5 separate regions of the Homo sapiens genome follow, and all the other regions are linked to region 2. The links are chromatin loops, found by intact Hi-C in ENCODE. Cell type or tissue: heart right ventricle. All regions are shown on one strand. Links, peaks and the distances in the headings refer to the core of each region. The heading gives the core; the rest is flanking DNA.

The links. A loop is a pair of places that touch in the nucleus more often than their neighbours do. Peaks named below come from ENCODE experiments on the same cell type or tissue, not always from the same donor. Only the 100,000 strongest peaks of a DNase experiment are listed, where the experiment ranks them.
Region 1: it touches region 2 in a loop (4-fold over the local background); 21 of 110 quality-filtered maps call a loop at or near these places.
Region 3: a loop joins it to region 2, with 18 times the contacts of the local background. A loop is called at or near these places in 70 of 110 quality-filtered maps.
Region 4: a loop joins it to region 2, with 8 times the contacts of the local background. A loop is called at or near these places in 10 of 110 quality-filtered maps.
Region 5: it touches region 2 in a loop (3-fold over the local background); 18 of 110 quality-filtered maps call a loop at or near these places.

The regions. Positions count from the first base shown.
Region 1 is chr1:47,783,324-47,789,275 of GRCh38, reverse strand. The region is part of intron 4 of TRABD2B (TraB domain containing 2B); the gene reads left to right. Among named protein-coding and RNA genes, the nearest start is that of LINC01738, 98 kb to the right of the region's middle. RefSeq lists an enhancer at 2,857-3,357. In heart right ventricle, for the core only: a CTCF peak has its summit at 3,538 (motif pointing left); a DNase peak (open chromatin) is centred at 3,509; H3K27ac peaks cover 483 bases.
Region 2 is chr1:47,994,473-48,000,424 of GRCh38, reverse strand. TRABD2B (TraB domain containing 2B) reads left to right here and starts at 3,040. Exons shown (of 7, transcript NM_001194986.2): 1 at 3,040-3,737; 2 at 5,828-5,952. The coding sequence starts at 3,636. RefSeq lists an enhancer at 2,499-2,548. In heart right ventricle, for the core only: CTCF peaks have their summits at 2,635 (motif pointing left) and 3,648; a DNase peak (open chromatin) is centred at 2,684; H3K4me3 peaks cover 2,402 bases; H3K27ac peaks cover 1,589 bases; H3K27me3 peaks cover 2,882 bases.
Region 3 is chr1:48,058,203-48,064,154 of GRCh38, reverse strand. All of the region lies in intron 4 of LINC02794 (long intergenic non-protein coding RNA 2794), which reads right to left. Among named protein-coding and RNA genes, the nearest start is that of LINC02794, 11 kb to the right of the region's middle. RefSeq lists an enhancer at 2,570-3,114. In heart right ventricle, for the core only: a CTCF peak has its summit at 2,787 (motif pointing right); a DNase peak (open chromatin) is centred at 2,789; H3K27me3 peaks cover 2,000 bases.
Region 4 is chr1:47,932,033-47,937,984 of GRCh38, reverse strand. All of the region lies in intron 2 of TRABD2B (TraB domain containing 2B), which reads left to right. Among named protein-coding and RNA genes, the nearest start is that of TRABD2B, 62 kb to the left of the region's middle. RefSeq lists an enhancer at 3,578-4,093. In heart right ventricle, for the core only: no CTCF peak of the experiment used is centred there; a DNase peak (open chromatin) is centred at 3,314; H3K27ac peaks cover 1,310 bases.
Region 5 is chr1:48,198,599-48,204,550 of GRCh38, reverse strand. No RefSeq gene overlaps it. Among named protein-coding and RNA genes, the nearest start is that of SLC5A9, 21 kb to the left of the region's middle. In heart right ventricle, for the core only: CTCF peaks have their summits at 836, 1,039, 1,974 and 2,181 (motif pointing right); a DNase peak (open chromatin) is centred at 2,200; H3K27me3 peaks cover 948 bases.

The DNA of each region.
Region 1 (5,952 bases), core at 666-5,665, 210 kb after region 2:
TCCAGCAACACCAAGCAGCTGGGGTGTAAATGTGGATGTTGTCACCCAGGCCTGTGTGCTGATTTTATCCTAGCACCCACTGCTCAGTGATCATCCCATTGCATGTGAACTACTCCAGGACAGGGCACATACGCCTCAGAATTGCTGACACCTAGGAGATGTTCTGTGAGGACATACTGGACCAAATCACACAGAATGAAGTTCATTCCATTGAGTCAAGGTATCTCCAGGCCCAATTGTGGGGGTGGGGTCCAGTCTTATGCACTAGAAGAAAATTACAATTTTACCCTTAGTTCCAGGGAAACAGGTTTCTCAGGATATTTACTTGTTCAGCCATCCAGAAATCTTCTAGCATTCTTTTTTCCTGGACTAGAATGAGTAATGTAGGAATTAGAGGAACTGGGCTGGAGACATGAGCCGGACTCAGGGGTGGACCAGGTAACCTCTAGGGCCCATTCATTTCAAACTCTGAGAACCAGTGGTTATCACACACTCCGTCCCTAGCACGTGCTATAATCTGAGTATAATTCTAACTTCTGACATTCCAAAATCCTTGACCCTAACATGCTGTTGCTTTAAAGTTGCACAGCTCTAATATTCCAGCATGCTGTAATCAGAGCCTTCTAACATGCTAGCATTATTTGCTCCAGCCTCTCTTGGATTCCTTGGGAGGAGTATGGAGCTAAGAGCCTTCCAGGAATGGAAATCACTCTTCGCAGGACTGCTGTCACCTGCTCCACAGGGAGCAGAAGTCCAGGCAGAAGGCAGAACTTGAAGAGTTAAGAGGCAAGCAGTGTGAGCACCAGAGACAGAGAGGCTGGCTCCATTACTCAGGCACCCACACATTTGGCACATGCAGCCCCCAGGCTCATGCCAGCCTGTTTCTACCCCAGCTAGAGTGCCGCAGACCCCATAATCCAAAACACACCTGTGAAGCTGGGACACAGAAGCAGATCAGAGGTAAGCACCCAGGCTTGAGAGAAGGGAGAGATATAAGACCAACACACAGAATACCATTAACACCTTTTAAAATTCATAACGTTAGAAATTGCTCCCTAGAGAGTGGACACCATCCTGCTTGAAAAAATTCCCATATCCATCAACTTATATGGCCCTTCCACATCCTCAATTCCTCTTGGAGGGAAACAGGATGGTATTTATTATTCCATTTGGCTGGTCAGTAAATCCAAGTACAGATGGGATGTCAGAGAGTCTTAGAACTGAAGTGAAATGGTGGTCACATTGTCTAGGTCATTCTTCCTGATGACCAGGAAGTCATCCTGATCCCTAAAAAATCCATCCAGCTGTCACTTGGGCCCTCTGTTCTGCTGGGAATTCTTCTGCTGGGCCTTCCCTGATTTCCCTTCTGGGCTCCCATAGGCCTCCAGGATTTTGCTATCACAGCCTCTCTCATGCTCCCAGTCTAGGATGTCCACTCCCTGAGCACTAAGAAGGTGCGTATTACCCACTTGTTGAATGAATGAATGAATGAATGAATGAATGCACCAACCCTGAGGTCCATAAACAGAAATGCTGCCTGCTTCTACATTATCCCACAGCAAAACCCAGCCTAAAACCTACATCTTCTGCCCCCATGGTGGGAGACTGAGGGGTCCAACCACATCACATCTGCCTTTGGAAGCTGAGGCTAGATTGACAGGTGAAAAGACCTAAGGAAAGAGAGTCCCAGGTACTGCTGAGTAAACCATGCAATCACAGCTAGAGGAGGGGGAGTTTAGTGCTAAGCAGGAGCATTTGTAGGGAGGGGAGGCGGCAAGATGATTAGGTAGGGAAAAGCCAGAAAAGAAAGAAAATAGAGCAAGGTGAGAGTTACGCCAAAGACGTGAGGGTAGAAAGGGGATTCTGAGATCTTCTATGTGGCCTTCTCAGAGTCTTTCCTCCTCTGTCTGCACAGTGAGGGGCTTTAGACAGAGCTAGGTCCAAGGTCCCCTTTAGCCCCCAACATTCAGCGTTTCCACACATGTCTAACAGAGGTTTGAGTGACTGGCACTGAAAGGAGGCAGGGTAAGTTAGAGAAAGCTTCCTGGAGGAGGTGAAAACCAGTTGAAATTTCCCTGATGCAGATCCAGCTGCCTTCCAGTTTACTCATCATCTCCATAGTCCTCAGGGCAAGACCCACACCAACCTCCTTCCCCATCATGGTTCTTCACTTGGTGGCGTCAGAATGGCAGCCCTTCAGAGCTCATAGCTGGGCACAGAAGAGCGGCCATCGTCCATATAGGGCCTTTTTCACCTTGGAAACAAGAGGCAGGCCAGTCACAGTGGCTCACATTTGTAGTCCCAGCACTTTGGGAGGCTGAGGCAGGAGAATCACCTGAAGCCAGGAGTTTGAGACCAGCCTGGGCAATATCCCAAGACCCCATTTCTACAAAAATAAAAAAATTTGCCAGTCATAGTCATGGTGATGCATGCCTATAGTCCCAGATACTCAAGAGGCTAAGGTGGAAGGGTTGCTTGAGCCCAGATGTCAAGGCTGCAGTGAGCCAAGGCTGCACTCCAGCCTGGGTGACAGAGTGAGACCCTCATCTCTAAAAAAAAACAAAACAAATGAACAAACAAAAATAACAGCTGCTATCCTCTCTCACTGGCAAGCGCCCTGGTCTGCCACCCTCCCCAAGCTGGAGCTTGAGGCCACAGCATCTGAAGTGTTTCAGAATTTCCAACGGTGCTTCAAAGGGTCCTGCCACCCCACCACGCATGCATCTGGCAACTGGCATTCCTGTGAAGGGCTGCAATCCTTGGCCAGAGTCGCCGTTGCTGCTTCAGGCCAGAACATCCAGCCAGCCAGAGGAACATCCCCTCCTGGCTTGTCCCTAGCTGGAGCCAGCCCTCACCCTCCGAAACAGAGGAGAGTCTAGAAGAACAGAGTGCCCACACCCCAGGACAGATCCCAGGGCTGCTCCATCAGTGAAGGAGAATGTACAAATCTGGCAGGGAGCTCAACATTCTTCCTGGACAGTGTGAGAAAGGCAAGAAGAGAAGAAAGTGTAGATTAAAAGCATGGGCTTGGACCCAGACTGTGTGAGTTAGAAACCCTGCGTTCTCCTGATCAGAAGTCGCCTTGGGCAGATCAGTTGCTTCACTTCTCTCAGCCTGCGGCCTCCCACTCTGCAGATGAGCCTGAGATCCAGCTCACTAGCACTCAGGGCCTGGCCTTGCACAGTCATTCCGTAAATGTGAGCTCTTGTGTTGCCACCATTATTTCAGGGTCCCTGGCCCCTCAGAGCTCGAAGTCCTCTAAGAACAGGACTCCCACACAGGAGACAGTAGAGCCACTGGGGTCGAGGGGCAGAAGTGCTTGGTGGCCTCTGAGGATGCAACTGGGACGCTGTGGCAAAACCCCAAGAGCCAAATTCAGCTCCAAGTAGCACTGAGGCTCAGGAGGCGTGGGGCCCTGTCCCTGCCAACAGGGAGCTCCCAGGAGTCCTGGGGTGTTGTGATTCTAAAAAAGGAGCCTCTGGATGTTGTAAAGAGTGACTGACATGGCCATGGAGATCCCTGGCTGAGCACTGCCTCCTGCAGTTCACAGAACCCATCACAGGCTCTGTCCTGTGCTGACCTGGAATCAGCCTGCATGGCCATTGCCTGGATCTGGGCCTTGACATGGATGCACCCCGTGCCATGCCTGGGCTTGAGCCCAGCTCTGCCCCTTTCTGCCAGCGTGACACAGGGCAAGTTCTGTTAGCCTCAGCAGGGTTGCTCCTCTCGGAATTTGTAACCATCTTTGCGCTGTTCATGGCAGAGCTGAGCTGTCCAGCTGAAGACCTGGGGCACTTTCATTTCTGACGTCCTGCGTTCTAACAGCCTCCAAAGAGGAGCAGCTGGTAAAGGCTGCTAAAGCAGGCAGAATCTCTGGTTCCACCCAGACACAGCAGTTCCCCATAGGATGTCTGAATACCCCTCACAGGCCTGACAAGTGCTCTTCGACCCTCAGCTTACACACCTCCCAGGGTGGAGCACTCACTTCCTTACAGCTGGACAGTTGCCTGGGAGAGTGTTTTTTGGTCCCAGCTTGAATCTGTCCCCTTCACCATGTCCTGCAGCAATCAGAATGTCATGGAGGAGGGACACCCTCGTGTTCCAACCCTCACTATTGCCACCTCTCCTTTCACTTTATGTTACTGCAACCCAGAACTGCTGTTGGCCAGCACGTGCCACACCACCTCTCCCCTCCGTGCATTTGATCCTGCTGTGCTCTACCAGGAATGCCCTTTCTCCTCTCTTCCTCTCACTCCTCACTCATCTCCTTAGTCTGGGTCCCTCTCCTTCCACTTCAACCCCATGGCCCCTGGCACTGCATGGCTCATGCTGTCCTGTGAGTGTTTGCCTGCCCATCTCCCCCTCTCCATACCGTGACCTCCTCAGGGGAGGGGACTGTGTGTCAGCTCCTGGCACAAGGTTGGGTACAGAGGTGGTGTCATCTCAGGCCCCACTGAACTGAAAGGTCCCTAGCCCTTCCCTGGGCGGCCTGCAAAGCAGGAGAAAGGAAGCTCGGCTCTGCCAGTGTCCCTCCAGACACTCTTTGAGAGACCAGTTGTCCATCCTCCACTGGCCCTCCCATCCAGCCCTCCTGTCATACTTCCTCAGGAAAAAAAACACCGCCATAGCTTGATATCCGGCCGGCCTGTCCTGGCAGCTAGATTAGCATTTGAAAGTTTCCCTTGCATTAATTTCAGACGGAACATAAATATGGGCTTGGGATGCCTCTTCCAGGAGGAGAAAACTGGAAACCCAGCATACTCACTGGAGAGAAAACATGTGTGCTGATCGGGGGGAGCCAGTGCTGCTTTGGAGCCTTTGTGGGAACATCTGGTTCTCCCCTCCTCCCTCTGCCCAGCCCCTCAACACGGTCCTGAAACTGCCCTGTTAATTGTGTGTTATTCTTGCTGAGCACTTGCACACTCTCCTCTCCGATCTGGTGAACCTTGGAAGGGACGCATGTTTCTGACAATTTCCTGCCCCCAAATGTGAACTCAGGATCCCTTGCAGCTGCCAATACTTCAGAGTGGGTGTAGTAGGACATGCAGTAAACTGGGACATCTCTGGATTGAAGTCCAAGCTTTGCCTTTTACCAGGTGTGTGACCTTGGGCGAGTCACGTCCCCTCACTGAGCCTGTTTCCTCATCTGGAAACTGGCAACACCTCAAAGGGCCGCTGCAAGGATGAAATGAAATGACGTTTGAGAAGCATCCTGTACTCGGGAGGCCCACTAAGTATGAGCATGTGTGCAGGTCATCAAACGAAGGAATCATAGAGGTGGGAGGACCCATGAGACCGAGACCATGGGGCCCAACACCATGTGGGGAAACTGAGGCACAAAGTGAGACTGGAAACTCCCCAAGGTGACATGGTTAATTGATGAGTGGGGTGTTCTAACAGTCCTAACCCTAGGACAGCACTCGCTCTACCCTGCCTTCCCATGTCAGAGGATCAACAGGGGCTGTCAGGCTGTGCCAGGCTGATGGGAGGCGGGGTAGATCTGGCCTTGGCCTGTGCTCTGCTCACTGAGCCTTGTGCCCTGGCATAGGCTAGATTGCGCTTAGGAGAAAGGGAGTCTTTTTCTTTGCACTAAAACATCATGGGGGCTGCACCTGCTCAGAGCAGGGAACCTCTTCCTGTTTGTATATAAGTGTCCTTTATGTGGGACCCTGGCTTCTCTCAAGGTAGGCAGGCACCATCCCAGCCCCGCAATTTTTAAGATCCAGTCCACCTTTAGGCCCTTGCTTCTCCTTACTTTGCCTGTCTTCTCTTACATCTGCATCTGAATCCCACCCATCCTGGGGGAGTCCTCGATACATGACTGGATACATGAGCCCCTCCTCTCGGAAGCCTTCCCTGATGTCCTCAGTGAATTGGTCTCCACCACGCTTTTTGTCTTCATTTCTGAGTTCCCTCTCTCCTCTTTCTCCCTTCTCTCCTTACCTCTCTGTC
Region 2 (5,952 bases), core at 444-5,443:
GTAATTCAATGGTTTTTAATATATTCACAGAGTTGTGCAACCATCACCATTCTAGAATATTTTCATTACTCCAAAAGGAAACCCAGCACTCTTCAGCTATGGCCCCACGATTGCCCCCATTCTTCCTAGCCCTAGGCAACCACCACTCTACTTTCTGCCTTGCTATATATTTGCCTATTCTGAACATTTCATATAAATGGAATAATATAATATACGTCCTCTTGCAACTGGCTTCATTTGGCATAATGTTTTCAAGACTGATTTATCCTATCCTGGAAATAGCATGTATCAGTGCTTCATTTTGTTTTATGGCCAAATAATATTCCATCATATGACTATAACATGTTTTTTAAATGTATATATTTAGCATATGATATGATATTTTTATATATCACATTTTGTTAATTTATTCATAAGTTGATGAACACTTGGGTTGTTTCCACCTTTTGGCTATAATAAATAATGCTGCTATCAGGCTTTACGTAGAAGTTTTTGTGTCGATGAATGTCCTCAGTTCTCTTGGGTATATATCTAGGAACAGAAAAATCTATTTGTTCTTGCTTCTCTTTAAGAATATCAGTAACAATACTGGTAAAGATCTTAAGACATTATTGCACACATTGACGCACAGAAAGTGAGGGGGACAGGAAACTGGCTGGGGAAAGAGAGGCACAGAAAAGCTAACTGTCCTGCCTTGGTCACAGTCACCACGTGTACCATGGAGGAGGAAGTCATAGCTGACACTCATGAAAATTAGCCAACAAAACTTTTATAATTTTAGGAAAAAAGATACCAGGGAAACTTTGTTTACAATACAGCAGGGGAAGGTTTTTTAAATCCACACACATATTTACACACATCATTGTTTTAAATTGATCAGGCTCTTTCTTATCCACTATCTGACTTGTGTCTTCTAATTCTCCAATGAGAACCATGACCCTCCCTCCAGTGGAATTCAGTTCTCACTTCCCCTCATCCTTACCAGCAGAGTGGTGACCTTGTAGGGAGTTTTGGAGCTCCGGAAAGTGGAGACTCTTTAAAGGACATCTCTTGTCAGAGCTGCAGGTCTCAGAGCTCTGTGTGTGGGAAGCATGGCGCTGTCCTGTGCTCTCATACATACCGTCTGGGCACTCTGGCCTGCTTGGTGTCTGTCACCAAGTGTGTGTGTAGCTAAGAGGCTGAGGTTGCTCCAGACACCCAGTAAGTTGAACCATATGAAATTGCCAACATGCATTCACTTGTAACTTACAAAAGTGGCAACTTCATGTGCACATGAGGGTAAACCTGCCAGTCTCTGGTGTCCCCTTCTTTCCTTCCCGTGTTCCTCCCAACCACCCAGATCCTGTGCTCTGGAAAACCTTTCTGGCCCTCCAGCCCTGCTTGGTCTTTCTCACTCAGCCTTCTAGTATGGTCATTTTCTAGCTGCTCAATCTGGTACCTGCAGGCATGAGTGGGAGAAGTGGGGAGAACACTGGGCTGGGAGTCAGGAGACCGAGGCTTGGGCTCTGGCTCCCTCCTCACTGACTATCTGCCCACTGGTCTCCCTGCCTCCAACTTGCCCCCTCCAATTCATGCCCCCGATGAGCACAGATCTACTCTAGCCACCTTAAACTTCAAATCTTGCAGTGACTTCCTATGACCTGATACCTAGAACGGACAGACTCCCCAGCTTGGCCAGAAGACACAACTTCAGCTCCTGCCACTTGCTTTTTGCCGCAGCCATGGGTAACTGCTTGCAGTCCCCTGCAGGTGTGCTCTCACACTGCTGCGCCTTGGCACCTGCTCTTCCTCCGCTTGGAAGGCATGTGCACCTCCTTCTCTAAGCTACCTCTGACTTATTTTTCAAGACCATCTCCCAGGCGTCTTCCCTGGGCCTCTGAGCTGTGTTAGGAGCTCTTCCTCTCTGCTCCCATTTCCTTGTGCTTCTGTCTCTCCTGGCCCTCATCATCTGTATTTTAATGGCGTCTTTGCATATCTGTCTCTGTCTGTCTCCTTCTCTAGGCTGTGGGCTCCTGACAGTATGACCTAATTCATCTGTCAATCTTTGTTGTCAGGATAGGAAGAGACGACAAACTCTCCTTTAACAGAACCAAGCAGGGGTGCCTGTGCCTCCCTTTCTTCATTTGCTGGAAACGGCTCAGAAGCTTAGATCTTGTGCTCTGGCCTTCTCTAAGTCTCATTTGCCTCTTGAGGAAGGGTAGGTTGGTTTAAGGGGTCTTTCAAGTCTTGTGGTCTAAGAAACTGGGATATCAATTCTCACTCTTCCAGAGACAGACACAGGGATCCTGCGTGGGTCCAAGGACATAGATAAGAGGGGATTACTTAAATGGAAGATTCCAAGGAATTTTGAGGATTTCTTTTCTTTTCTTTTACATTTGGTGTTTGCAGAGCATCTACCAAGCGCATCCCAGAGCTACGCGTGACATAAGGTTGCACACAGCAGCTTTCTGAATTTTGTGTGATTGCTGCCTCCCCAGTCCAACTCCTGTCCCTCTCGCTGTTCGCTCCTGCCAGGATCTGCGGGACGGATGCGTTGGGCGAGGCTGGTCCCCAAATCTGTCGCTGCCACCAGTCCGCGTCCGCCGCCGAGCCGGCGGAGGTTGGCCGAGCGGGTCCTTAGCCCGGGCGCCCTCTGGCGGCCGCACGGGGAAGCTGCGGCCCGGTCGCGCCTGGCGAAGGGAAGGAGGAGGGATGGGGGAGGAGGAGGCGCGGGCAGGGGAGGGGAGGAAAAAGTTGCGCTGGGAAGTTTGGAAAGTTGGGAAGTGGCTGCTGCGGGCTTCGCCTCCCTCCGCGCGTGTGAGGGAGCGAACGAGGGAGCGAGAGAGGAGCGAGCGAGCGCCTGCCATGCCCATCAGACCCCGCCTCGCCGCGCCCGGGCGCGGAGCTAGCCCTGACTCCCTGCCGCCCGGCCCGTCCCGGCCCGGCCCGGCGCGGCCCCGGCCCCTCGCCCCCCCGCCCCCCGCGCCAGGTCCTCCCCTCCCCCGCCCCAGCGGCCCCAGCCCCCAGCCCGGCCCGGCTCCGCGCCGCTCTCCCGCCCTCCTCTCTCCCTCCCTCCCGGCCGCGGAGCAGCATGGCGGAGCCCGGGCAGCGGCCGCGCGGCCGCCCGCCGCCCCTCTGAGCCGGGCTCGGGGGCAGCCGGTCGCCCCAGAGCCGCCCCCCACCCCTGCCGCGCCTTCCGCCGCACTTGTCCCACTGCGCGCCTCCTGGAGCGCCGCGCACCCCTGGGACCCTTGCGTGCCCCGGGTGCCCAGCATAACCCCGGGACCCTTGCGCACCCCGGGTTCTCGGTTCTGCCCCAGGAACCCCGCGCGCCCCTGGACCGCGACGCAGCTCCGGGACCCCGCGCGCCCCCGGACCCCAACACGCCCTCAGCACCCGGGGGCTCGGCCAGCGAGGTTGAGCGCCCGGGGGAGGGGCCCAGCCCTAGAGGGTCTCCCTCTTCCAACAGACGGAGCCCGGCCCCAGAGAAACCCCCAGGTCCGACAGGGACAGTCAGCCACGCCCCAGAGGGCGCCCAGCATCCTGCGGCTGGAGCCCCGTGCTCCAGAGGAAACTCCGTGCCCAACTGGGGGCTCCCCGCCCCGCTGAGGGGCGCCGCCCAGGAGGGTCCCCCGCGCCCCGCGGGCCCTGGCAGGATGCACGCCGCCCTGGCGGGGCCGCTGCTCGCCGCCCTCCTCGCCACCGCTCGCGCCCGCCCGCAGCCCCCGGACGGAGGACAGTGCCGGCCGCCCGGATCGGTGAGCGAGCGCCTGCCCGGCCACTCTCCCGCCTGCCTGGGTATTCTAGTCCCGTGGGACCATGGTTTGGGTCCTGCTTCCGCACCCACCTTAGCCCGCCCGCTCCACCTCCACCCCCCGGGCGCAGCCTCGGGCGCCCTTCCTTCGCTCCTGCCTGTCCCGGCTCCAGCTCCCAGCCAGGAGCGAGAAGGGGCGCTCCCTCTCCGGTTCCTTCTCCACACGCTGCCGCTCTGGGGCTCTCCTCTTGACTTGTGGTCCTGCTTGGACGCCTCCTCTCTCTCTGCCCCTTTTTGTCTCTCCTTTCTCATATTTTTTCTGTCTTTACCCTTCTGGTCTCTCTGCCCGCTTCTGACTGTGTTTTTCTACCGTTCCTTGCCCTTCTCTTGACTTCCATCGAACCCTTTTGCTCTCCCATTCACACACTCTGCCCCCTCCCAGGCTTCCCTCTCTCTCCCTGCCCTCCCACTCTGACCTAAGACAAACTTTCTCCCTGTTCCTCGTTCTCACCTCCATCTCTGCGGCCCAGGCTCCCACCACCTACTCTCCCAAGCGTCCATATTTCGTGAAAAGAGGGAAGATTTCAGAGGAGAGGAAAAGGCAATGCCAGGACATACTGGCCTAATATTTCTTGGGGTCGAGTAATTACTGGTTCTCCTAATATTCCTTCCAAAACAAAGAACCTCTTTATTTCCTTCAGTATCTTTCCCTCTAAGTGTAAATTAATGCATTGACAGTAACCCTGAATTGGAGGCCAGGAGACCATAGGGTCTGGCTGCTGTAGGTGTGCTGCCTGTTAGCCCGGAATTCGCTGACCTTGGGCAAGGTGCACCTCCAGCAGCCTGCCTTGTGCACAAACAGGGAGCTCGTTGGCTGACTGGGCTCTCAGTCTATCGCCAACATGCTGGGATTAACAGTTTGGGGTTGTTAGTAAAGTAAGGTACTGTTCTCCCACAACCCACCCATCCCAACACATACTTTTCATTTGTGCCAGAATCAGGCAGAAAAGTGTTATGAGTTGGTCTAAAGCTTGCAAGTGGTCAGTGGGCACTCCAGGGATTTTTCTGGTTGGAAAATGGCTTTGCCCTTTATGCCTAGCCCTGACTTGGATCTGTAGAAAGGACCCCTGTCTGCATGCCTCTCTTCAGCTCCTACATACACACACACGCGCACACACACACACACACACGCACACACACTCCCCTAAGTCGGAGCTTAGGTCATAGAAAATGACAAACAACTGGGGTTGGAAATCAGGTATACATTTTTAGGGGAGGAGCCTGGAAAGTACCCAGAATATGTACATTTCTTGGGACTAATTGTAATGGAATCCTTTCCTCCCAAACCAGATTCTGAAACTTGACTTGGCCTTGCAAGATTTTAAAGCACTTTCTCATCTATGGTCTCAGCTGGTCGAGCAAAGTAGCTGACACCCCAGACCTGCCCTCCAAAAAGAAAAGTGTATTCACCGTGATGAATGTGAAGTAGCTGTTTAAATAGGTGTGCTATTTTTAATAGGTGTTCTGCTTTCAAAGTGCTCTTGGCTTATATCTTCTAATGGTTGGATTTAAAAGTTATATGACTTCCTCCCTTCTTGCCAGAGCAGGACTCTTGGTCCTCCTTTCCCCACCCTCCGCATGAAACACCACCGGTGAAGGTTTGACTTGGCCAAGCATGAATATTCTCAGGTGGTGTGGCAGTCCTTGGCACTCACAGGGAACGCTAATCATGAGAGTTTCCCTTCATTGCTGACTTCCTCTGTACCTGGCACTGCTCTGAGGGCTTAATATACATATATTGTATCTTTTAATCCTCCCAACAACCCGAGGTAGTTGCTTTCACCCCCATTTTACAGATGAGGAAACTGAGCCTGTGGAAGTGAAATGATTCACTCAAGATCATACATCTAAGACAGGGCAAAGCTAGGTTTTCAATGTGGGTCTTTCAGGCTCCAAAGACCTGGCTCTTTACCACGGCCTGTGTATGGTCTCTGCCTCCCATCCCCACCTCCCTCTGCAACGTGCCTCTGGGCTACCCTGACTCTACTCTGTTGCCTTCGGCCTCACTGCCTTGCCTCTTCTCTACTCCTGCAGCAGAGGGACTTGAACTCCTTCCTGTGGACGATTCGGCGTGATCCTCCGGCCTACCTGTTTGGCACTATTCACGTCCCCTACACCCGCGTCTGGGACTTCATCCCGGACAACTCCAAGGCAGCCTT
Region 3 (5,952 bases), core at 510-5,509, 64 kb before region 2:
AGCAGTCCCAGGAACATAGTCCTGGGCACTGAGCTCCAGGCCAGGACTGGGGGGCTCCTCGTGGAGCCTCCAGACTGTAAGAGGGATGGGCAGGTAAATAGATACACACAGAGTAGTGGAAAGTAGTGACTATTGGAGCCAGACTTTGCACTGAAGCCTTTCCAGCTCCAAATCTGTGTTCTTTTCCCACACATCTCTCCCATCCAGACCCTTGTCCTTGCCCATCAGATGTTCCTGAGCTGAATGATGAGCTGCTCTCCAGACAGAGCTTCTAGGAAAGGCATTCCAGGCAGAGGCAAGAGGAAGAGGAAGACACAGGAACATGAAAGAGGATGGCACGTTCAGGCAGTCAGGGACAGTGCCACCTGGCACTGGAGCATAGAGGGAAGAATAGCACCTTTCCATTTGGTGTCCCTCCTGGTCATGCCTCTCAAGATGAAGGATACAAACTCTGCAGTAGCCTAGGCAGGGAACTGAAATGCCACATCTCCACACCATGCCAGAGGTGCCAACGTGTGAGAGCATCCATCAGGCAGCAGAGGGAGGGAGTTGCTGCCAGACCCATGGTTAATGCGGGCTGGTATCAAGACGCAAAACAGAGGCAGGAGACTGTGACAGACTCTGACCAATGCAGTTTCTCAGTTTGCAATGTTTATAATCATCAGAAGAGGCAAGGAGATACTGAGGGCGATGGACCCAGCCCTGCTCAATGGTTCCAGATGCTTCAACAGGTAGGATAGGATGGAGCCTTGACATCTGGCTAACTGTCCAGTCTCACAGAGAAAGGCCATCCTTGTAAAAATCCCAAAGTACATAAGAAAAATTCTTCTCCCCAGATGAACCAGAGATCTTCTCTTCCTCACTACAAAGGGTCAGCTAAGTCAAACTTAAGAGGAGAGAAAATGAAGGAAGGAACAGCATCTGTGCCTGGCTTAAGTCTGTGTCTCTGTAATAATCAGACACTTTACATATACTTTCTCATTTCATTCTCTGAAGAGTCTAGAGAGAGGTATTATTTTCTCCATTTGGTTGACAAATAAGCTGAGGCTTAGGGAGGCTTGCCCAAGTCCTCACAGCTAGTGACTATCAGAGCTGGACTTTGCAACAAGGCCTTTCCAGCTCCAAATCTGTGTTCTCTCCCTATACATCTCCAGACCCTTGTCTTTGCCCACAAGAAGCTTACAGTCTAATTTCACTGCAGATCCGGTGATATTTCATCAGCTTGCTAACCTGGGATTAAAAGTCATGAATCCTGTAATTCTTCTGAGCTGCTGGACACCAGAACTGCCAAACGACAGCCCAAGGAGTATTTGAAACACAACTTATGTGACTAGCTCCTCTTGCCAGGTACATTTGTGATACCCTACGTCTGAGGAATGACCACCTAAATAACAGAATTTCAGGCACAGGACAGAGAATATATTCTTAGGTAGGAAGCCATTCCAGCACTTGTCAAGCCTCTTCCACCTGCATATGAGCCCACACTTGGGCCTGAAGGCCACCAACACTCTCCTGAGTCAGGCCTGGTCAGGTTCACTAGATGCCAGACTAGGTCACTGGGTATTAATCATTGCCAAGGGAGCCGTTAAACTGAAAGCCAGTTCATTAAAGATTAAGCTTCATCTCCATAGCCCTCCAGGAAAGGGAGTTTTGGGTAGGGAGCCAGGCCCTATTCCAGGAGGTCACCTACTGTGAACAGGAGGCATCAGGAGCATCTGAGTAGAGACAATGTTTGAGAGAACTCTGGGGGCTCCTGAACCTTTGTCCTGTGTCTGTATCCATGACTGCTACTTCAGGTGGGTCTTCAAGAGAACTAGCTATAAACTCTGAAGTGGAGAAGGACCTGCAATGTCAGGTTGTCTACAGGGAATGAAGGGTTAGGAGGCCAGTCTCCCTGGAAAGCATATGGTAAGGAGTCAGAAGGCCTGGATTCTGGTCCTGACTCCATTCTCCATCTGCTGGGGGCCTTGCACAGGGCAGTTCCCCACTCTGAGCTCCTGTTTTTTCCTTTGATGAATGGAGAAAACATTTGATAAGTGGATTTGTAGTGATGCTTTAGCATGGGTTGCCCTGCGAATGATCTATACATGTTTGCCTTCCTCAGTCTATATTAGCTCTGCACCCCCAGGCTGTCTGGCCCAAGTTTCACTTCCTGTTCACAATCTCTGTGGCCAAGGAAAGTTGGCAGTAAATCTCAAATTCACCATGAGCCCTGAATTGCAGAGATCAGATCTCTCTTCCTGGCTCCCCACACTGGACAGATTGCATCTGCCTACTGGCCTAAGAAAACTCTGGAGGAAACTCCTGTGAGCTCACTAAACCTCAAGAGTAAGAATTCCCCATTTGGTCAATTCTTGGTACTTACATTTAGATTATCCCATCCCAATGGAATCTGTTAAGCCAAAGTTTTGCAAATTCTGCAAAGATACAAGACCTTCACAATTTTGATCCAGTACTAAAGCAATGATACAATATGTACTGAGCCAATCAATAAATGGATACAGAATCATCTCATCTCTTATACAAGGTGCCATGGTGATTTCAGGGCTCCAGTGGTGGCCCCCCAAATGGAAATGGCACTATATGCATCCTGGTTTGCAATCAGTGATTTCTGTTAATGTAAGATGTCTGAAGATAATAGTGGTAAACATGATAGATTTTTAAATAGTAGGGTAATAAGGTGAGGGAGACTTTTGGGGCTGTTGACAAAAGCTCTCCTTGCTTTTTCTGCTGCTCTTTAACCAGGCTCTTTATGAAATGAATCTAATCACCTTTCTGTCTGTAGGTGGCAGCACTGGCCCCTTTCACTCTCCAAGGGGGACCTTGATTGTCATTTAGAACAAGTGCTCCTCTCAAGAGCAAATTACAGGACAATGCGAGGATAGAATAAGATAAACTAGCTTCAGAACAAATGTTCTCACACAGTTAAGATGGGATGCATCTGGTGAACTCACAAAACTTCTAAAGCCTCACTCCGCTTACAGAATAGCCCCTTCCAGATTCTAGTAAGAATACAGATCACCAAAAATGTTTTAAGGGACCATTGCAAAGATGAAAGTTGAGGAAGACTCCCCAGAAGCCCATAGGGTCCACAGAACCCAGCTTGAAAACCCTTGAGCAGGGGAACAGCAGACCAACCACCCGAAGACGACACAATTCTCTCCCCAGCCTGTTCTATAACAACCTGGAGTGTCTCACCTTGGGGTCTATTCTCTCAGATATTGCCCAAAACTTACATATGTTGAGTGCTCACTCTGTGCCAGGCATATTGCTAAGCTGGTTACATGCATGTGTCAATTACACCTCATGACAGGTACTTCCACCATCCCATTTTACCAAGAGGAATCAGTGGATCTGAAAGGTTAACTTCCCAGAATATCCAACCATCACCTTGCACAAATGGGAAAACTGAAGAGAGCAGAAGACTGTTGCTCAGTGTCACATGACAAATCAGTGACAGGGCTAGGACGCTGATTTCTGCTGTCCACGGTGAACACCTTAGAATGAAGGGTTTACGGGAACCGTATGATGATGCAGGACTGGGGCCATTGAAATGGGAAGAGGAGGACAGGAATGAGGCTCTAGGCTCAGGACACACCCAATATCTCCTATCAATAGTTTACCCCACCCTCAAAGAAAGTCCTGGGGAAGGAGTCAGGAACGCCCCTTGAATCTAGTGCCAGCTTTGCCCTGAACAACCTGAACAAGCTGTGTGGCCTCAGGCAAGTCCTTTCACCTTTCTGCGCATCTACACCCTCCCCAAAGCAGTGGTGAGTATCTAATGAGACACTGGTAGGAAAAAAGCTTTTAAAAGTATGAAAGCTCCCTTGAAGCTATTATTATTAATTATTATTATTATTACCATCATCATCTTTCATGGTTATTAATGACCTGTTACCTGCTAGGGATCTGTCATCTAGGAATTTCTTTAAGCCCTTCTTGAACCTGTTTATATTCACAGTCAGCAGCACCTCCCTTGCTTTTGATCCCCAGTCTCTAGCCCAGGTTGCTACAGGCAAGATCACTGGCCTATAGGCCTGTGTTTGAACAACTGTTCTCAGTCTTTTTTGTGGGTTGCATCATGGCCAATTGATACAGTGCAATGCAGCCTCATTTCCTCCTGCCAAACCCCATTTGTATGCCCAGGTCTGTGTTAGGGATCTCAGAAAGAAAGAGAGAAAGATACAGGCTTTGACTTCTCAACCTGCCCCTTCCCCGGGCCCAGAAGCCCAGGGTAAGGTGGGGATATAAGACTCCCTCTTAACCACCTATGCCAGGGCTGAGAAGAGCATCCAGACCTCACAGCCCCAGAGAACACCAAGGACCAGGGCCCCACCTATTCTCAAAGTCTGTTTTCCTCTTCATACCAGGGACAAAGGACCAGGAGCCCTTTCCTGAAGACACTGTACAAGCCAAACATAAACTAAGCTCAACCAACTTCGACACCTACTCTGCTCTGGGCTGTGCAGATTTCAAGTTGATTAGACACTGTCAGGCCCCTGCCTTTAAGAAGTTCATTGTCTGATAGGCGAGACCAAGGCATTAACAGCCATCTTGCAGAGCAAGGTTAGCTAAAGGCTTGAACAGAGGATTCATGAAAAGCAGAGTTAGGGAAGGGCCTAATTAGCCCTGCCTGGGACAATCTGGAAAGGATTAATAAAGAAGGGACATTTGAATCAGGTGCTAAAGGATGGGTAGGAGTTTGCTAGGCAGAGAAGGTGGTGAGCAGAAGAGAAGAATTTCTAGAGCAGGTAGAGCATGAACCAGTATTGATGGCCACATGGTTTTCAGGGAATAGGGATGGACTGGTCAGAGGACAGAGGGGCCCACCTGGGGTTTACTAGCAGGTGAGAACTGCTGGGTGCACGGTTCTACCTGTCACAGAAACTGACAAAAGCCCTCATTTCCTGCTGTTCAGAAAGGAGCCCTGTGGACAATTGAAGTTAAAGCCCCATAGAAGAACTCTCTGACTTCCCCTAGGCAAGTCCTTTAGATCTCTCAGGTTGTGGAGAACCCAGAAGAGCATGGGCATTAAGGTATTTTCATCCTCAGTCCTGCGTTGACTGTTCACCAACAGCATGGGTCTCAGTGTCCCAGCTGAGAAGGGCTACTCAGACATATCGCATCCCTTCCCTTAAGTACTTCTTCATTGTAGGCGACAAGCCAGAAAAAGACCCTTTCCTCATGAATCAGGAGCAGGGGCTGGGAGTGGAGCCCAGGCCTCCTGGCCCCTCCCCTCCCTTCTGCTCATGTAATGGGGTAAATCCCACCTGACGCACTGGAGGAGAGCTCCAGACAAATTCAAGGTGATTGTAACAGTAGCATTTGCAGGCAAATTATACTCCATGAGCTAATTAGGAAAGGATTGGGGCCCTCAGCGTTAATTAATATCTAGTCCCTAACAACTTAATCCTCGGTAAAATCATAGCAGGGATCTCACCCGAATGCTGAAATTCTTTCCTCCAACAAATCACCTATATAAATACATATATTTTAATAGCAGCAATTATAAAGTTCTCTGCCAGCTTATGGGGCTGTTTAACATTCCTGGATTGAGGCCACAGTTTGTTCCCCGGTCTCCCCCCTCCCCACAACCAAGGCCTAATGAATAGTAACTCTTTTGTGGCTCTGCGTTCCATTTAACCAATATCTCCTGCCCAATGGGTCTTCACAGGGAGTTAATAAGCAGCCTGGGAGGACTGCCTGAGGAGGTCCACAAACCTAATCGTTAACTACAAGGCCTAATCAACGTCTGCTTCCCACCCAGAGTCCCCCACAGCTACACAGCCCTGGTCCTCCCAGTAATGGATGGAAAATCGGCAATTTCCTGACAGTTAGCAACCAATTTTCCACCAATTAGGAGAGAGATGGTGGTCTCTGGAGGAAACAAGATGGCTCCTCTGCAAGGAGCTGGTACCAGAAGACAGATGATCCTAGAAGCACCAGGGAACC
Region 4 (5,952 bases), core at 507-5,506, 63 kb after region 2:
ACTGTGGGATTGAGGTGGGGAGCTAGGAGTTTTTTCCCATATCCTCTTGGAACAAGGAAGTCATGACAGACATGTGCACTGCCCCTGCTTCAATCCTTCACTGAGTCTGGAGCATTTGATTTATCTCCCTGGGTATCGGGGTTGGAATGTTCCCCTCTGTCCTTGGCTGCAGGTGGTATGAGCTGAAGGACAGTTTGCATCCACAGGGCAGGAGGCAGAATGATTGGCCTTAAGAGACAATACCTTCACTTAAACATTGGGTGGCCCCACCTCCATGAACCCTACTCCTTTATCAAGGATCTTGGGTCTCTTACCTGTGACAGGAAGCTTGTTTTTTTTTTTCCTAAAAATTCTGTGAATGGTAGAAAAGTAAAAGTGTCAGGGCCTGCCTCTGACTCTCTAAGTCACCCTGAACAAACCTCTTCCATTTTCTGGGCCTCAGTTTTCTCATTTGTAATAATGATGATGATGGTGGTGATGACAATGATAGTGATGATGATGGTGATGATAGTGACAGTGGTGGTGATGATGGTGATGATAGTAGTGATGATGATGGTGATGATCATGATGGTAGTAGTGATGATGGTGATGATTATGATGGTGATGGTGATGATGATGATCATGACGGTGGTGGTGATGATGATGATCATGATGGTGGTGGTGATGGTGATGATCATGATGGTGGTGGTGATGGTCATGATCATGATGGTAGTGGTGATGATGATGGTGATGGTGATGATCATGGTGGTGGTGGTGATGGTGATGATCATGGTAGTGGTGATGATGATGGTGATAATGATGATAATGATGGTGGTGGTGGTGATGGTGATGATCATGGTAGTGGTAATGATGGTGATGGTGATGATCATGCTGGTGGTGGTGGTGATGATCATGGTAGTGGTGATGATGATGGTGATAATGATGATAATGATGGTGGTGGTGGTGATGGTGATGATGATCATGGTAGTGGTGATGATGGTGATGGTGGTGATCATGATGGTGGTGGTGATGGTGATGATCATGATGGTGGTGGTGATGATGGTGATGGTGATAATTATGGTGGTGGTGATGGTGATGATCATGATGGTGATGGTAGTGATGGTGATGGTGGTGGTGGTGGTGATGATGATGATGATTCTTATTTGTTGATCAATGTGTTGTAAATGGTTTCCACATACTTATTCCATAGAACATTCCAATGTGGCAGGTACTGTTATCATACTTATTCTACAGATGAGAAAACTGAAGCATTGAATGATTAACTTGGCCAAGATCACGCAGCTCATAAGCGGAGGAAACAGAATACCTTTGACAACAAGGAGAGTGCAATAGGTTTTTTTAAGCTTCCTCCAAAATCCGAAATATAGTGGCAAACTAATTTTTAAAACTTATTATCCTTTTTATGCCTTTTCCTTTGTCTGTACAGCACTCCTCTGTAACTGAAGATACGCTTTCCTAGAAGTTCTATCCCTTCCTCAAGACTCAGCTCTTCCACAAGCCTCTCCTGACATCTCTAGGCTTGGTAGACCTCCTCATGGTCTGTCTGCCCTTTGCCCTCATACCTGCTGGGTTCTCTGTTCACCTTTCCTGTTGTTTTTCTGCTCCAGCACCCTGTGAGCTCCTAGTTGGGAGTGGGGCAAGATTTTACCCATCTCTTTCCATCTGCCCTAATGTAGGGCTGCTCTTAGGGTGGCCTGTTATTTCATCCACACTCATTGTGAGTCTATAAATGATGAAGAAGTCAATTCATGACCTCAGCCCCAAGTAAACCAATCTCTTCTCTTTGATCATTGGTCCACCAGTACATCACACCCTTTGCATTCAGCTGAGTCTGTTGCTAAGAATGGCTTTCTTGCCTGACCTCATTTGAGAGAGAGGAGAGACCTCATAGTTCCTGAGTCCCTCCTGTGTGCCAGGTGCCATTCTGGGTGCTTTCCCATATGTTCTTCTGTTTACTACGCTTAACAGCCCTGCAAGGCAGCAGCTCTTAGCTCTATTTTTACATTTGAGTCTCAGAGAAGGGAAACAGTTTGTCCAGGATTGCACAGCTAATGAGCAGCAAAATTGGAATTTGAGCATGAGTCTGCCTTCCTCTAAAGTTGAAGCTCTTTTTTTCTGTGGCTTTATTTCCTGCATCCTAAATTACAAGACATAGTGGGATATTTGGGATGCGTGGGCATGAAATATCATATAAGAGATACAGTTTAGATATCTAAATATTGGGGTTTCTAGGTCATTCTGGTGACATAAGGAACTGATGAGATATGGTATTTAAAAGTAGGACTAACCTAGAAAATTCAGGACTTTTCAGTCCCAGTTGAGATATAGTGTTTTTTTCCTGCAGTCCTATCTTACTTGCTTGTTGAAGCCTTTGCCCATTGCTTTTTTGAGTCCTCTTAAATATCCTGCAGTAGGGCAGTAATAAGTGACTGCCCTAATTTTATTACCTACTTAGTGCACTAGGACTTTCTTTATGTGAAGTTTGCTCAGTGGTCATTTCCTGAGTACCCGTGTTATTGAGGTCAGATATGTCCCCAGAAGCTCTATTTTAATGAAGCAAGAGACAAAACAGCCTGTTGCAATACAGTGACGACGGGTGCGAACACATGTGGTGTAAGGCTTAAATTTTGGGTTGGAATCTTCTGAATTTAAGTCCAGCTCCATTATTTGGCAGTTGTTTGACCTTAAGCAACTCCCTTAACCTCTCTGAGCTTTTGTTCCCTAGTCTGTCAAATGTGGATAAGGATAGTGCCTTTCTCCCAGGGATGAGGTGAAAAATAGATAAGGTACATGGTGCCTGGCAAAGAGGAAGCCCTCAGTAAATAGTAGGTGTAATTATGATTATGGTGTGCCATGCTAGAAGAGATTTACAGGGAGTAGAGACTACTTGTCTACCTGCGGGTGGGAGGCTGTGGGTGTCAGAGCAGGCTTCTTGCAGGATGCCAAAGCTGCCTCCTGAGGCATGAGTAGGAATTTTCCAGGTGGATAAAGAGAGGGCATTAGCAGGGTTGGACAGTGTTTTTCGGAGGCCCCTTTCACTGTGACTGTATCACCTGCTGCTTCCAACTCGGACTCTGCCTTGCATTTTGAGAGGAAGGGAGTAGGCTCTTTTGAGTACCATCTTGAAGGTTCTCCAGGACTCAGGAGATGCCCTGTTGGGGCTCTGATGGGAATTCCAGGTCACCAGATGCCTCCTGTTACATCTCCACTCTAAGCCCTGTGTCTGGCCTTGGATCCTCCTCCCTTGTAAATGTGGCCGATGACGAAACAGAGACATCAGTCCCATTTGTGGCTCCATCAGCTTTGGAAGCAGATCACGGGAATTTTCTGAGTCTGGGCCCCCAGCCAGAAGGCATTTATAATCAGACATGGAGCAATCATTAGAGCAGAAACAATAAATTACAACAGCACCAAGAGAACTCCCCAAAGCTGCTCACGCGAGGGGAGATCCAAGGAGCAGAATGCTAGCAGGCTCTGGGCCCGCCTGCCCCTCCCGCTGGCAGCCAAGGCCTCCTGCCTCACCACACTCAGCCTCTGCCCCCAGACGTCTGTGAGTGATGCAGCAGCACTGCCAGAAGAATGCGCCTTACCAGCTAGGACAGGGCTGTGGGCCTGACCTGTGTGCCTGCAGGGACTGTGGGAGGGGGTGTGGGAATGGGGAGGACTCCTTCACAAAGCACCTCCAGGGCCAGGCCCTGCATAGGTGTGAGGTCAGCCTAGTGTGGTGGGATGAACCAGAGACTGGGGAGTCAGGGACCTGCTGTGCAGTCTCCAAGCTGAGGGCTCACAGCAAGTCACTGACTCTCTCTCTAAGGTTCAACTTCCTTGTCTAAAATGGGAAAATAGTGCTTGCCATCTCACAGAATTATTGTAAAGATTAACATACTAAAGAGTGTCAAAAGCCTAGCACATACTAAGTGTTTAATAACATCAGCTTTTCCCCAACCCCTTCTTTCTACCCTCCAACTTGTGCTGTCCAATAAAACAACCCTTAGCCATCTGTGACTATTTAAACCTAAACTAAATTAAATTAAAAATTCAGTTTCTCAGTTGCACCAGCACATTTCAAGGGCTCAATAACCACAAACTTGTGTTGAGTGATCACTGTATTGGAAAGCACAGACACAGAACATTTCTGTTGTTGCATAAAGTTCTGTTGGACAGTGCTGTCTATCCCTCTGATTCATCTGCTATCTGGGAAAAGTTTGGTTCAGCAGATACTCACTGTGTCAAGCCCTGTAGTTACAAAGATGATTGGAGCTCTGTTCTGTCTCTCCAGGGGCACACAGTGTACCAACAGAGCAGTGTGTGCAAGAGTTTAGCCCCAGTGGAAGGGCACCTACATAGGACTAGAGGGAGTCAGAGAAGGTTCTCTGGAGGGGAATGTCTCAGCTGCTATTTATATACATCAAAGTGGAGAATGGCATTCTAGGTAGCACGGCAGAGAGGAGAGCATTCCCAAAGATATAAAGCTGAGTAACAGCAGTGTGGTTGTTTCATAGTCTCATATGTGAGACTATCAGAAACTCATTGCTGCCAAAGCACAAAGTGCAAGGTAAAGAATGACAGGAGAGGTTGGGTGTGGTAGCTCCCGCCTGTAATCCCAGCACTTTGGGAGGCTGAGGCGGGTGGATCACAAGGTCAGGAGATCGAGATCATCCTGGCTAATATGTTGAAACCCCGTCTCTACTAAAAAAATACAAAAAAAAAAATTAGCCAGGCGTGGTGGCGGGTGCCTATAGTCCCAGCTACTCAGGAGGCTGAGGCAGGAGAATGGCGTGAACTCAGGAGGCAGAGCTTGCAGTGAGCCAAGATTGCACCACTGCATGCCAGCCTGGACAACAAAGTGAGACTGCGTCTCAAAAAAAAAAAAAAAATGACAGGAGATGGGGGCTCACGGAGGGCTCTGAACGCCAAGGAGATGGGAGACTGAGTTCAATTCCTGGTCTGCTCATTGCCACTCATGTCCTTTGCCCTGTGCTAGTGCTGAATTACAAAGCTCAGACTCAAAGAGGTTTGCTGCATGACAAAGCAGATCACATGACCCAAGCTCACGTTCTGGGACCAAGAACCCCAGTATCAACTGCTGTAAGAGCCACCCGTTCTTTGAACTAGTCACTTGACAACTGTCAGTATCTATGATCCTCCTGACAGCCCTGTGAGTTAGGGATCATTAATCCCCATGTTCAGATGAGGAAGAAGTGACTTGCGCAGAGTCAACCAGCCATTAAATAGTGGGGCTGGGACTGTTACCTGTGGCTTCTCCTCTTTGAGAACCCAAGGCTCTGCCATGTTATGGCTGTTCTTGTGGATAAATTACACCCGCTTGTTCACTTGCTTCCTTAATCACAAGTTCCTTCTCCTGTTGCACGAATTTTTGCTCCTGTGCTTATCCCTTCTCTTCCCTGCATCAATTTCTCACTCTCTCCTGATCACTCAGGAGACACACATGCTATAGGATCTCCCATCTAGAAACAACTCCCTTGACTCCACATCCCTCCTCAGCTCCTGCCTTATTTCTCAGTTTCCCATTATAACTCAGCTCCTCCACGGACGTCTGTCCTCACTGCCTTCCATTGTCTTCTCAATCCAATCCTTATCACTATTTCATCCTCACTTCTGCTTTGCCACCACTTTTGTTCAATCCATTGGTCAGCCATTTGGTCCTCTCCTTGGTGCACCTTCTGTAGCTATACTCCAGGGAATCCCACCCAGCTCCATGGCCTTGAATCCATGTTGGCATTCCACTGATGCTGTTGTTTACCTCATGGATGGTCTTACATCATGTAGAGGTCTTAAAATTGGAGCAGTCTCTACCCTAAAGCTCTAGACTAGTCTCCAAGTGTTCACTCTGCAACTCTTCTTGGATGTGCACCAGGCATCTTAAATTTAACATGTTCATAAAAGAACTCTTGATTTCAGGTACTCTTCCTTCACCTCTCAAACTCCTCC
Region 5 (5,952 bases), core at 264-5,263, 200 kb before region 2:
ATAGGGCTGGAGAATTTGGGCTGAGTTCAAGACCTTAAAAGAAGGCCATTCCTGTTTATATTTGATGTGGTAATTATAGCACCGAGGCTCAGGGAGTTCCAGTCACTTGTCCGAGGTCAGACAGCAAGCAAGTGGCAGGGCAAGATTTAAACACAGGTTTCCGACCTCCAGGCCCATGTCTTTTCCTTTAACACACTTTGGTATCAGTTATTTGTGTCAGCTTGAACATACATATTAAGTCTCCAAAACGTTCATAAGTTTGTAGTTAGTTATTTCCATTGTAGAAATTTATTCTATGAAAATTATCATGTATTAAGATTTTACTCAGATTTAACACCAGGTCCAGGTACTTGGTCCTGACAAAGCTCTGAGAGGCCCCAGGTGGGGCTAGGGGTGGCTTCATGTTAAAAATAAAAACAATTTAAATATTCAGCTATAAGGGAATTTTTGTATAACGTAGTGAACAACTTTGTAGTTCCCAGACCAGCAAGATCAGCATTATTGGGCAAATTGTTAGAAATGCAGATTCTTGTCCTAGCTGATACTTCTTGATTCAGAAACTCTTGGAGTGAGGCTCAGAATTCCTAAAGCCCTCAAGGTAATTTTGATACCTGCTAGAGTTTGAGAATCATTGATGGAATGGGATGTTACACAGGCAGTTAGTGTTTTCAAAGACTGCTTAACATGAAAAAGTGCTTATAATATTAAGTAAATAAAAAGAGAAAAAATGGTTTATGTTTAGTGTGATAATTTGTGCATTACAGATAGTATGATTTCCATTTGTAAATATGTGAGTACGTACCATATATTTGTAAAATCAAAACCATTCATATATTGCATATATACATTCACACATATGTACTAGCAGAAAAAGTGCTATTCTCAATATATCAAAGAAGGTAATTTTGAATTACTCCTTCTTTGCACCTTTATGTATTTTTCCAGATTGTCTTCTCTGATGACGCATTTTTTATTATCAATAAATAGCTTGCCTACAAAAAAAGGCTTTTTCAGAATATGCAGTACAAAAGATGACCACAGTGGGGAGGAGTAGAGCACACTTTAACATCTCCCATCCCACCTGCCTTCTGGGCCATGAGGCAGATCACTAGGTACCTGTCCTTTCTCCACTCCCTTCTACCCCCATCTCATTCTCCATGTAAGGCTAACTTCCATATACAATATTTGTAGATAGCCAAGGAATTCACTGGGCTTTTCATTTTGCAGCAAGATGTTGAACATTCTCTGAGACGTTCCTGGCAAGTAGGAGCCGACGTATGAGAAAAATCTCTGACCCTATCTGACTTTTTATTTATTCTCTACCTTGTTCTGAATTTTCTTAAGTTCTCTGTGTAACTCTCCCAATCTTTCTCTCTCTCTGAAAATCCACAAGTATCTATATCTCTGAAACTTTTGTAAACATTCTCTGGAACACTGTGATAATATCTCAGAAATATAATGAAACTGGCTGAAATGTTATGGCTTTCTCTTTAAACTCTCTCTGAATCTCAGGACTCTTGGTCCATCTGTCCATCGCAGCCCATTATCATACAGCAAATGGGTGTCGGGCAAAGGAAGCTGCTATTTGTGACAAATACTCCCTTCCAGCTCACTAGCTCATCCCTCTTAGGAATTTGCTCACTTCCCAGTTCTGGGCTACACCTTTCTTGGTTCAGAAGAAGGTGGAGATCAAATCCCTTTCCTCCAGTGAAGTTCCAGCTAGATCTGGGAACAGAGAAAGCTGGGCAATTGGGGAGTCAGATCTAGGTTTGATTTTCCACTCCTTGTCTTACTATTTGTATGACCTTGAGCAAATGGCTTTCTTCAAAGTCTCTCCTTCCTAATCCAGTGAAAATAATGATGGGGACTGCATGACTTTTGTGAGGATTGGGGGTGATAGTTCACGTGCCACTGCTACATGCTTACGGTCAGTAATAGATGAGTCAAGTGTAAAATGCCTGGGTAAACACCAACAACCCTCATGACTTTCATTGAGACAGGAGTTCAGAGCATGGAGAGATCTGTGTGTGTTTCATAAGCCCTTGCCATGGAGAGGTAGTAACTCAGAAAGTCCATTGCATTTAGGAAGTTGCTTTGTGTAAGCCCAGGACATTCTCTTCTCTGCGGCTTTTTGTGGGATGGTGGATATGTAAGAATTATTTGCACATTGAATGTGCAATATCAAGGGTTGGGCACAAGGTGGCGCAATGGGGCAGGTTTCAGCATCTTTCAGAGGCGTTCCCATTCAGGGATGAGGAGTAAAGCATTAGTGGTATTTCCATATACTATTTTATGTGTGACCCCATCTGCCTGCAGTGTTAGCATCAGATGGGGATTTTCTGGGCAGCTGGAAGTCTGAGCTATTGCTGAACAGTACGTCATTGCATTTAGAATTTAGACCAGTGTGGTTTAATAGAATTTTCCACGATGATGAAAATGTTCTGTCTGTGCTGTCTAAAATCTTAGTCATTAACCACATGTGGCTACTGAGCACTTGAAATGTAGCCAGTGTGGCCAAGGAACACAATTTTAAAGTTAATTTATTTTTAATTTTAAATATAAATAACCACACACATGGTTTCTGAATTGTACAACAGAGAATTCTAGATAATGTCAGTTTTTCTAGTAATAAATGCTCTCCATCCTAGCCCCTTTTTGAGGTTGGGCTTCTAAAGATTAGTTAGGTTGTCTCCCAAGTTTCTCACAGTGGAGAAGGGGAGGAAGTGCAGGAGGAAGCAAAAATGAATTTATAAACACTATAATAAAAGTGAGCCTAATTACAGCAAGAGATCAAAATAAATAATACCGATAGTTGCTTTTAGTTTTGAGTGCTAGCCAGGTGTAAAACACTTTAAAATGTGATTTAATCCTCAAAGAATTCCTATGCAATTTTGTAGCTGAAGAAACCAAGGCTCAGAGTGGCCAAATGGTTTGTTATTTGTGGCAGAGAATTTAGATGCCCATCTAGGTGAGCCTCGGACTCTAAAACCTTCCTACAATGCTGATGTAAGGCTTTAAAGAAGAATACATCTCATCGAGTGAGAATACTATTGAAGGCTTTCTAAAGACGGTTGGGTTTGAGCTAGGCAGGAAGAATAAATGGGGTTTTGTTAAAAAAGAAGAGAAGATAGGGTCCAAGCAGAGGGACAGTATCAGTCAATGAGTAAGAAATGCTGGGAGCATGTTCAACACATTATCATGGTATTTAACCAAAATTTGAGGAGGGACATGTCTCTCCTTTGTAATGGGCTTGGCTGGGTCCAAGAAGAGGCGACTGGTGCCTGACTAGAGGGAATCTGTATTTGTAGGAAAATAGAGAGAGCCTGGTCTGCAGAAGAGTATCACTGAAACCACTAGTCTGGGAGAAAGATTATGGTGCCCCCATAGGAACTGGAGAGCTGCAGAGCCAAGAAAGGAGGGGCAGGAGGGGCAGAAGGGAATGGGGCTCCCTTTGAGATGGGTAAATAAATGGAGTGTAAACATACACCCATGTATGCTTGAATGTCAAGGGAGACTCACAGGTTATTAAAGGATCCACTGCGACTACTTGGAGGAAGAAACAGGGAGTGATGGAAGCCAGTGGGTCTCGTTGAGACTAAGTCATGTGAGACATGCCTTACTGCTTTACCTGTGTTTTTAAGATTAATTGATTAACAGATCTAAGAGAATCTATTGACCAAACAATTAAGTAGTTCTTAGGCATCAATTATGTAATGGGCCCAGCAGTCAAAGCTTTTCATGTTGGTGTTTCAAAAGGACATTTTCCAAAAATCTCTTGAGGGAAATATGGAGAAATGTATGTTTGATGACTCTGCAGTAGCTGATGCTACCATGGCAATCTGGAGGCAGGCTTCCAGGGACTTAACCACGTTCTTTCTTGACAAACGTGTTGAGTGATTTGAATAAAGAATTTGCCAAAGGGCTATCAGATTTGGTAAGGACAACTAATTCATTATCCAGAGAATCAAAAGCAAAGCAGTTATTATCTGCTATAATTGATTTGACTCTATCAGGATAATATTTAATTACAAAAACTATAAAGTTTAGCATTTAGCCTCAGGAAAACCAATTTTAAAAGAGAAGTAGTGTCTGCTTTGGTAATGTCAGCCTGCTAGCCATTTTTTTTTTTTTTTAGCTTGAGCTATCAAGATGCTGTGGTGAATAAACCACTGCCTCACAGGTCTTTCATTCCTGTCAAAAGATCTTTAGAGACAGATGGAATTCCTTTTACACTCACTGCTTGAGTGAGGACTGCAAACACTACGGTGACTTTTAGTGTGCAGAGTGGAGACCTGGCTGTGAATAAACAGTGACATCCTGGCTTTTCTGCTGGAAAAAGAGAATTGTTTAAGTTAAAAAATGTAAAACTGAGGGGTGGGGTTGCTGTGTGTTATTTCTTTTCCCTAAATGCAGATCTCTGCTTAGAAAGCCAGACTCTATTTATCAGGCTTTAGCCCTGAGGAAATAAGAAGAAAGGAGAAAAGGGAATGTCTCTAAAGTAGCACTGGATGGGGGCAAATGTGGGCAGAAGAAAAGATTGAGCTGCTTGAGAGTGGGATTGAGTTTGCCTTACTTTGCTCTGCCTGTTGCAGGCACGTGTGGGGCAGGCTAGATGGAGCGTTTGTTAACTGACTACTTAGGTGATGGCAGAGTCACTGACCTGGCCTTTCCTCCCTTCTCCAATCTTTTCTCACACTCAAGCCAAAGAGATAGTTTCAAATGAGTATTTGTGTATGTCCTTCCCAAATCTTACACTCTGCTTAAAACCTTTCAGTGATTTTCCAGAACTCTCAGAATAAAGCTAAAATTCCTGAACATAGTCTACTAGACCCTGCCCAGTCTGCCTTGCAGCCTCATTTTGCCTCAAATCTCCCTCTATTTTGCTATGTTTCACCTGCTATTGTCTTAGATTTCCTGGCAATGTCCTGTACTTCTTCCCACTGCAGGACCTCTGCACATGCTCTTGCTTTTGGCCAGTGAGTTCTCCTGGGCCCACTCCCTTACTCTGAGCTCTCAAAGATCCGTGTTCTTCCCACAAGCTCCAGAGAACAGGGATTGGCCTTTGTTTGCTCGTTGTATTATCCCCAGCACAGTGCCAGACACATAGAAAATCCCTAATTGAAACAACCTTTGCAAAAACTATAACAGTGGGAAAATTATGACAGAGAAAGAGATCTTATCTAATCAACCCCCATCTTACCCTTAACCTTGGTCATTCCTGGGCTTGGGCCAAGCTAACTTTGGGAGAAATTTAGTATATAGTTTAAATAATAATAGCCCTTCCCCAAACTAAACCACCTTTGTAAAACTAAGACCATCAGGTTAGGAGGATGAGAGGAGGCTGAATTCGGCTAAGATGTAGGTATAAATGATGACTAGTCATTATTCTGGAAATCAGCTTCCTCAATTACTCCTGCAGATAACATCACTATTGCAGAACCTAAGACTGGCCTTTTGAGTTGTCTTTTCAGGCTTTTGCATTTATGATGACTGGATGGCCCCACCTGGACCCACGACTCTGGACTTAACTGGTCCTGTGGCCCTCACCCAGAAGCAGACTCAGTGTACTGCAACCGTGTTCCACACCCCTAGGATTGCATCCTCAAATAATCAGCAGAACCTGTTCCCCTGCCTCCCCTGTCCTTGAAAAGCCCAAGCCTCTGAATTTTTGAGAACATGGATTTGAGTAATAAAACTTCAGTCTCCTGTTCAGTTGGCTCTGCGTGAATTAAACTCTGTCTCTATTGGAATTCCCCTGTCTTGATAAACTGGCTGTATCTGGGAAGTAGGTAAGGAGAATCTGTGGGGTGGTTACATAATTATTGAAAGAATGGCTGAATTTTCTTTCTAGATTGCAAGACCTTTGTGCTATCCATCAGATTTTGCTTTTAGGAAATGAGAAGAAAAAATAACTCAGAGCAGTCTGAGTCATGTGAGGTATAGAAGACTTAT